Linked DNA regions of Homo sapiens: region 1 is linked to region 2. The links are chromatin contacts, found by Hi-C or POLR2A ChIA-PET in ENCODE. All regions are on one chromosome and are shown on one strand. Each heading gives the region's core, a stretch centred on a gene start or an enhancer-like site at or near the end of the contact. The rest is flanking DNA. Distances are from core to core; before and after follow the strand shown. Region 1 has its middle 28 kb from the start of MIR4472-2. Region 2 has its middle 21 kb from the start of MIR4472-2.

Region 1 (3,601 bases), core at 170-2,669, 49 kb after region 2:
TTGGGGCCTCCGTGTCCCCATCATTGTTCAGATGATCTAGAAGCTCTCGTTCTATTCTTTTTCTTTTTTTTTTTTTTCAGACAGAGTCTCACTCTTGTTGCCCAGGCTGGAGTGCAGTGGTGCGGTCTTGGAACATGGGAGGCAACCTTAGCCTCCCAGGTTCAAGCAATTCTCATGCCTCAGCCTCCCAAATGGCTGGGATTATAGGCACTTGCCACCACGCCTGGCTAATTTTTGTATTTTTAGTAAAGACGGGGTTTCACCATGTTGGCCAGGCTGGTCTTGAACTCCTGACCTCAGGTGATCTGCTGCCTCAGACTCCCAAAGTGCTGGGATTACAGGTGTGAGCCAACATGCCTGGCCTCTCGTTCTCTTCTATATCCAGAGTCCTAACTCCCTCATGGTTCATCTCCTGGGAGGGGCGGGGACGGCTTACCCACCTGTCCTTCACCTGGCCTCCTGACCCACAGGCAGTGCCCCCACATCTGTCCCCAAGGCTTCTCTCCCCTCCCTTCCCTCTCTCCTTCCTGCTGCTTAAGAGCATTATTTGCTTCTTGCAAAATGGCCTTATGCTGGGGAGAGCCCCCTCTGCGTCCTACAGGTATTTCTGCTCTTGGCTGACTTGTTTTCACAGTGCCGATCTGACAGTTCTGCAATGGAAATGAGGGTTTTCTGGCATGGTTGTGGCAGGGTGCGGAAGCTTTACTCAGCTCAGACTCATGACAACGATGATTCCTCATAATAAGCCCTCTCATCTGAGTCAGCTACCCAGGAATTCTATAAAATACGTGGGAAGAGGCCCCTGGTGGGAACTTAGATCCCGACGGTCACTCTTCCTGGTGTGGCTGGTCCTGCCTTAGTTACTGCCACCTCCCTCTGCCCTTCACAGCCAATTCCTACTTCTCCTTCAAGTCTGGTCTAAAATGTCACCTCCTTAGAGAGGCCCTCCCAGATTGCTCATGTAAATAGCCTCTTCCCTCCATTCTCATCCTAGCTTCCTGTTTGCTTCCTTCAGCAGACTTAACCCAAATTACAATTTTACACATTCATGTTATTTGCGGGCTGTTAAGTATTAAAGATTCTGAAAGGGGTGGGGCTGGCGTCACGTTTTTCATTGATCCCTGCCCCAGCTCTGTCAGTGTCTAGCACACAGTAGGTACTCCATGCATTTTCGGTGAATGAATAAAAACATTGTTTGGAGCAGTGAGGGAGGCCCGGGGAAGCTGCTTTTTGGCAGTGAGAACACGCGGAGCTGGAGATCCTCCTGCAGGGAGCTGACTTCATCCTTCTTGTTCCCGTCCCAAACCTTGTCCAGAGGCTACAGGGAGGGAACTGTATGTACAACTATCTTTGCAGCTTTTCAGACTTCCGAACAAGCTGCCTTCCCAAGAAAACACATTACCCAGAGGCTTTTTCTCCCCTCCTGCTCAGACAGGCAGTGGCCCAAGGAACGGCGTTTTGTTTATGATAATAAAGTGGGACCCATGGCAACGCATTGTGATGTCATGGCAGTGTGAGATCATAAATCCTTCCAGGGGAAGAATGAAGCGCAGCGGACACAGTGGCTTCTCAGCCTCCCCTGGCCCAACTGAGGCTGTTGCTAGATATGTTTTTCCTGTATCAGGTGGTTCATTTCTTTTTTTCTTTTTCTTTTTGCCTCTTGATCTTTTTTTTCTTTTGTCCCTAAAGAAAAAAAATTAAAATAAATAAATAAAAGTTTTAAAAAAACTCTGAGTGGAAAGATTTGTCCCAGGAATTTCCTGCTGGCTAATGTCCAGTTCGCAGAGAATGCCAGCAATAATGGGAACAATGCTCACTCGTCCCGGACCTGTGATGAGAAAACTTTCCCAATTCCCCAGTTCCGTGGCTGAAATATGGCAAAGCCTTGGAGAGTTACTGGGCAGCGGACCATGGAGTTTGCAAGGAAAGATGTCCCTTGCTCACACTCTTAGTCTGCCCGTCCACCGTCAACCTTTCTCTCTCTTTTGCTCCTTCTCCATTTCTGTTTCTTCTTGCCACTCTCAATCTGTCTGGCTCTCTCTTACGTGGGTTTTCCGTTGTTTCTCCACCACTCTCCGTTTGTCCCTCTCCAGCTTCGTCTCGATCTCTCTTTCTCAGTCTCAGTCTGTGTTTTTCTTTCTCCACATTTCATTCTCCTGCTGAGTCTGTCTGTCCCTCCCAGGCTCTGTCCTGGTGGTCCTCACTGGTTTTGACTCGCTGTTTCTCTCTTTCCCCACTCACTTTCCTCCTCCCTTCCCTCTGTGCTTATGTTACTGAAGGAAATCACATTTGGAACTCTGAGGACTGAAGAAGGGCAAAGCTGCCCCTGGGGTTTTGTGATCTGCAAGCTGAGTGGCGACGGGTCCCTATTTCCAGGGTGGGTGTTCCGCGAGGCAAACCAGACCCCGACGCAGGATATCTACCCCCATTCAAGGAATATGTTGAGCCTGTGATACAGGAGCTGGAGAGAAGGTCACTGGCCAGTCTGCCAGGGCCTGTAGACTTTCCAGCACTTCTCCCTGCCAGCCCCACCCATGCCTTCTCTGCTACCATCCTCCCCACCCTCAGCACACACTGCAGATGGGGAGGAGAGGCGCTCACTTGGCGGGAGGAGGGAAGGGAGGGGAGTAGGCTCTTCCAATCTTTGGCCACCCCAGGGCCCTTGTTCTGCCTGGAGCCTCCTTTTGACAACCCATATTCTGTTCCGCAACAGCCCCCATACTTAATCTAAATCTGGGTTTTTCAGCCTCAGTCCTATTGACATTCAGTGCTGGATGATTATTTGCTGTGGGGGACTGTCCTGTGTTGTAAGATGTTTAGTGGCATCTCTGGCCTCTATTAGATGCCACCACGAACAACTCCCCTCGCATGGTCACAGCAAAAATGACTCCAGACCAAATGTCCTGTGGGGGTAGCGATGGGGGGTGGGGTTAAAACCACCCCTGGCTGAGAACCACTGGTCTAAACCATCTCTGCTCCTGCTCCTTCCATCCACATTCCTCCCTGTTACTCTCATTTTCTCTCTTGCTAAAACCCTCCATGGCTCCCTATTATTATTAGTAGTAGTAGTAGTAGCAGTACCATGAATATCATAGCAAACACCTATATAGGGCTTTCTGTGTGCCAGGGATTTGGCCATGTGCTTTGTGTATATATTAACTAATTTCCTAGCCCCTATCTCACGGGGCTGTTGTGAGGTTGATCATGAGAAAGCAACATAGCACCTAGCCCAGTGCTAAGAGGTTGTTATTACTACGAGTCTGTGGGTCTTAGTGTCCCTAAGCCACACCCTGTCATGCCACTATGCTTTTGCACCTACCTTTCCCACTGCCTGGACCTACTTTGCCCCCTTTCTCCACTTGGTGCCCTTCTCCCCCACTGGGACCTGCTTCCCATCTGAGTGGCTCTCCCAAGACTTTCCTCTGGGCCTAGAGCACCCTGGGCCCCTCCACTGGAGGCTCCTATCTCCAGTTCAGCAGACTGACCAGGAGCTGGAGGTGGTACAGGGGCGATGGTTTATTCAGGGGTACTGGGTCTGGAGGTTCTTCTTGTTCTTTCTTTTTTTTTTTTTGATACAGTGTCTTACTCTGTTGCCTGTCGC
Region 2 (3,601 bases), core at 121-2,620:
AAGGATACAATTTTGGAAACTGATCCAATCTTAGAAAGAAATATGACAATTCGCCAAGGCATAGAACAAGATGCTCCCTCTGTATCATTAGTTAAACAAGAAGCTGGCAAGCATGGTTCAGGCTATTCTTGATAGTTTTTACACAAAGAAATACAACACACACACACACACATATTTTTTCTTAGGGTCTCACTCCTGTCGCCTATGCTGGAGTATAGTGGCACAATCACAGCTGACTGCAGCCTCAACCTCCTGGGCTCAAGTGGTCCTCCCACTTCAGCCTCCTTGGTAGCTGGGACTACAGGCATGCACCACCATGCCTGGCTAGTTTTTATAGAGACAGGGTTTCACTATGCTGCCCAGGCTGGTCTCAAACTCCTGAGCTCAAGTGATCCTCCCTCCTTGGCCTCCCAAAGTGTTGGGATTACAGGCGTGAGCCACTGCTCCCAGCCTACAGTTATATTTTCAATGTTTCTAATGTTCTAAATTGAAGTATAAGAAAGAGATGTTAGTTTTACCTAGTTTTTCATTTCCTTAAACATTTATAGCCAACAGTAAGAGAGTTTTAGTGTTTTGACAGAAGATTGTTAAAGGTCACAGAATAATCTTATTTTATCCTGTTGGTGATTGAGATCTTTTTGTACACTTTCAGTTTGCACGGTCATTCTTACAGTCCACATGAATGTGCAAAGTGAGATTGGCTGTGTTATTTGTATCATCATCATCAGCATCATCATGTTCTCCACCAGGCAAGTGGGGTAAACACCCAGGATGCAAGGCCAGGGGTTGAACTCTTTTTGACTCCCTTTTCTTTTTTCTTTCTTTTTTTTTTTTAATTTTTATTTTTGTATTTTGAGACAGGGTCTTGCTCTGTCGCCCAGGCTGGAGTGCAGTGGTGCGATCTCAGCTCACTGCAACCTCTGCCTTCCAGGTTCAAGCGTTTCTCCTGCCTCAACCTCCTGAGTAGCTGGGATTACAGGTGCCCGCCACCACCCCTAGCTAATTTTTGTATTTTCAGTAGAGACAAGGTTTCACCATGTTGGCCAGGTTGGTCTTGAACTCCCGACCTCAGGTGATCCACTCAGCCTCCCAGAGTGTTGGGTTTACAGGCGTGAGGCACTGCGACAGGCCCTCCTTTTCTGACCCTGGGCAAAAAGGCCCCTGCAAAGTTCCAGGCCAAGGCCCTCTCAGCCCTGGCCAACATTGTCCTCTCTCTGCAGAGGCTGGGATACTCTACAGTCCCAGGAAGCTTCCAAAAAGGAGAGCTCAGTTTACAACCAATAAAAATAACTCAGGGGTGACAAACAGCTCCAGGGCCCCAGGGGACGCTCTTATGCAATCTGCCTTGATTTCACAAGCCCTACATGGAGCTGTCAGCAGAGGCAGACTGAGATGCACGCCCTGGCTGACACCACAGGGCAAGGCCCCTCTGGCTGCAATGACTGGGAACAGTGACTTTGGCTGTGACTGGAGGTGGCTCATTTACAACAGAAGACATGCAAAAATAGCGCAGCTGATGGATTGGTTGGTTGTTGGTTGACTGACTGATTTAAATACATAGTATTTCTTTTTCTTTTTAGGCAAAGTATACTAACAATGGATGATCTCAGTAGAAAATTCAGAGTATGCATAGGCCAAAAGGAAACAAATAAAAACTACCAGCTGGGCGTGATGGTTCACACCTGTGATCCCAGGATTTTGGGAGGCCGAAGCGGGAGGATTGCTTGAGCCCAGATGTTTGAGACCAGATTGGGCAATATAGGGAGACCTCAGCTCTACAAAACACAAAAAAATTAGCTGGGCATGGTGGTGCACACCTATGGTCCTAGCTACTTGAGAGGCTGAGCCTGGAGGATCACTTGAACCTGGTAGGTCAAGGCTGCAGTGAGCTATGATTATGCCACCACACTCCAGCCTGGGCAATAGAGCAAGACCCTGTCTCTAAACACAATAAAATACAAACTACCCATAGTCCAACTACCGAGAGAGCACCACTGTTACTTTCAGCCTTTCAGGCTTTTCTAGAAGCCAAAAGCATATAGTGCCGAGCTTCAGACTCTGATGCCAGACCACCTGAGTTCCACTCCTAGGCTGCTTAACATCTCTTGCACCATCTTCCCATCAGTGAAATGGGAATATCAATCACAGCCTTTATTACTTTGTTGTATGGTTAGGGATTTTCTGTTTTTTACTGTGAAAGAGGTCAAGAGGAAGAGCCTTGTGGTTAAGTCTTTGTGTACATTCTTTTCTTTTTCTTTCTTTCTTCTTTTTTTTTGAAATGGTGTCTCACTCTGTCGCCCAGGCTGACATGCAATGGCGCCATCATGGCTCACTGCAGCCTCAAGCTCCTGGGCTCAAGCAGTCTCCCTACCTCAGCCTCTCATGTAGCTGAGACTACAGGTATGTAGTCTCACACTTGGCTAATTTTTAAAATTTTTGTAGAGATGGGGTCTCACAAGTTTACCTAGGCTGGTCTTGAACTTCTGGCCTCAAGTGATCCTTCTGCCTTGGCCTTCCAAAGTGTTGGGGTTACAGGTGTGAGCCACTGCACCTCGCCTGTGTACATTTGGAATGATATCTTAGGATAAATTATTGGGAGGGCAACTACAGTGTCTAAGAGAGTACCCATTTTGTTTCATCTCCTGCCAAATCAGGAAACTGATTAAAATGAGCTACTTGGTGACTGGTAAATTAAATGAGCTATGCTGTGGCCCATGCCTGTAACCCCAGCACTTTGGGAGGCTGAGGCCAGCGCATCACTTGAGGTCAGGAGTTTGAGACCAGCCTGGCCAACATGGTGAAACCCCATCTCCACTAAAAATACAAAAATTAGCCGGGCATGGTGGTAGGCAACTGTAATCCCAGCTACTCAGGAGGCTGAGGCAGGAGAATCACTTGAACCTGGGAGGTAGAGGTTGCAGTGAGCCAAGATCACACCACTGCACTCCAGCCTGGGCGATTGAGAAAAAAATAAATAAATAAGAGAAGGATCTGGCTTGGAATCCTGGCTTGCCATCCCACTGGCTGTGTGACCTTGAGCAAGTGGCTTCCCATTGCTGGGCCCCAGTGTTCTGGGCTAATATGAAGCCATCTCTTAGGGAAGGTTGTCATCGGGTTAGAAATAATGGGTGAACAGGACAGAGCACGTAATCTGGTGCTCATCGTAAAGATCGTAGTAGTAGTAGCCATTATTATTTATACTAGCCCAGAGGGAGATGGATTTTCACATGCGTAACAGAAAGAGGCAGCGGGAGCAAGCTGTGGTCACAAGGGCATTCTGCAGGAATGTTACAGAGAGAAGAGAGAAGACCTCTGCCAGTGGGGTGGAGGCTGCTGGACTGAATGTTCATGTCACCCCCAAATCCTTATGTTGAAATCTTAACCCTGAATATGATGGTGTGAGGAGCAGGCCTTTGGGATGTAATCAGGTCATTCATGAATGGGGTTAGTGCCCTTATAAAAGGGACCCCAGAGAGTTCTCTCACCCTCTCTCCACCACGCGAGGATACAATGAGAAGTTGGCCGTCTGCATCCTGGAGGAGGGCCCCAACCAGAACCTGGCCATACTGACACTCTGATCTCGAAATTCCAGCCTCCAGAA

The links. A loop is a pair of places that touch in the nucleus more often than their neighbours do. ChIA-PET counts read pairs that join two places held with the same protein, here RNA polymerase II (POLR2A). Pooled maps may share reads with other maps.
Region 1: a loop to region 2 is called in a map of PC-3, with 7 times the contacts of the local background. The contact joins two enhancer-like sites. A Hi-C loop is called at or near these places in 5 of 168 maps with a recorded cell type or tissue (PC-3, astrocyte of the cerebellum, breast epithelium and 2 more) and 7 of 50 pooled maps. POLR2A ChIA-PET finds 5 or more read pairs at or near these places in 1 of 52 experiments (PC-9).

The regions. Positions count from the first base shown.
Region 1 is chr12:116,454,357-116,457,957 of GRCh38, forward strand. No RefSeq gene overlaps it. Among named protein-coding and RNA genes, the nearest start is that of MIR4472-2, 28 kb to the left of the region's middle. RefSeq lists enhancers at 289-827, 2,548-3,047. Within about 2 kb of position 1,420, at least 29 of the 41 ENCODE cell types and tissues checked have a DNase peak (open chromatin) inside an H3K27ac peak, as active enhancers do; they include PC-3 and breast epithelium, where a contact is called at or near this core.
Region 2 is chr12:116,405,399-116,408,999 of GRCh38, forward strand. No RefSeq gene overlaps it. Among named protein-coding and RNA genes, the nearest start is that of MIR4472-2, 21 kb to the right of the region's middle. Within about 2 kb of position 1,371, at least 7 of the 41 ENCODE cell types and tissues checked have a DNase peak (open chromatin) inside an H3K27ac peak, as active enhancers do; they include PC-3 and breast epithelium, where a contact is called at or near this core.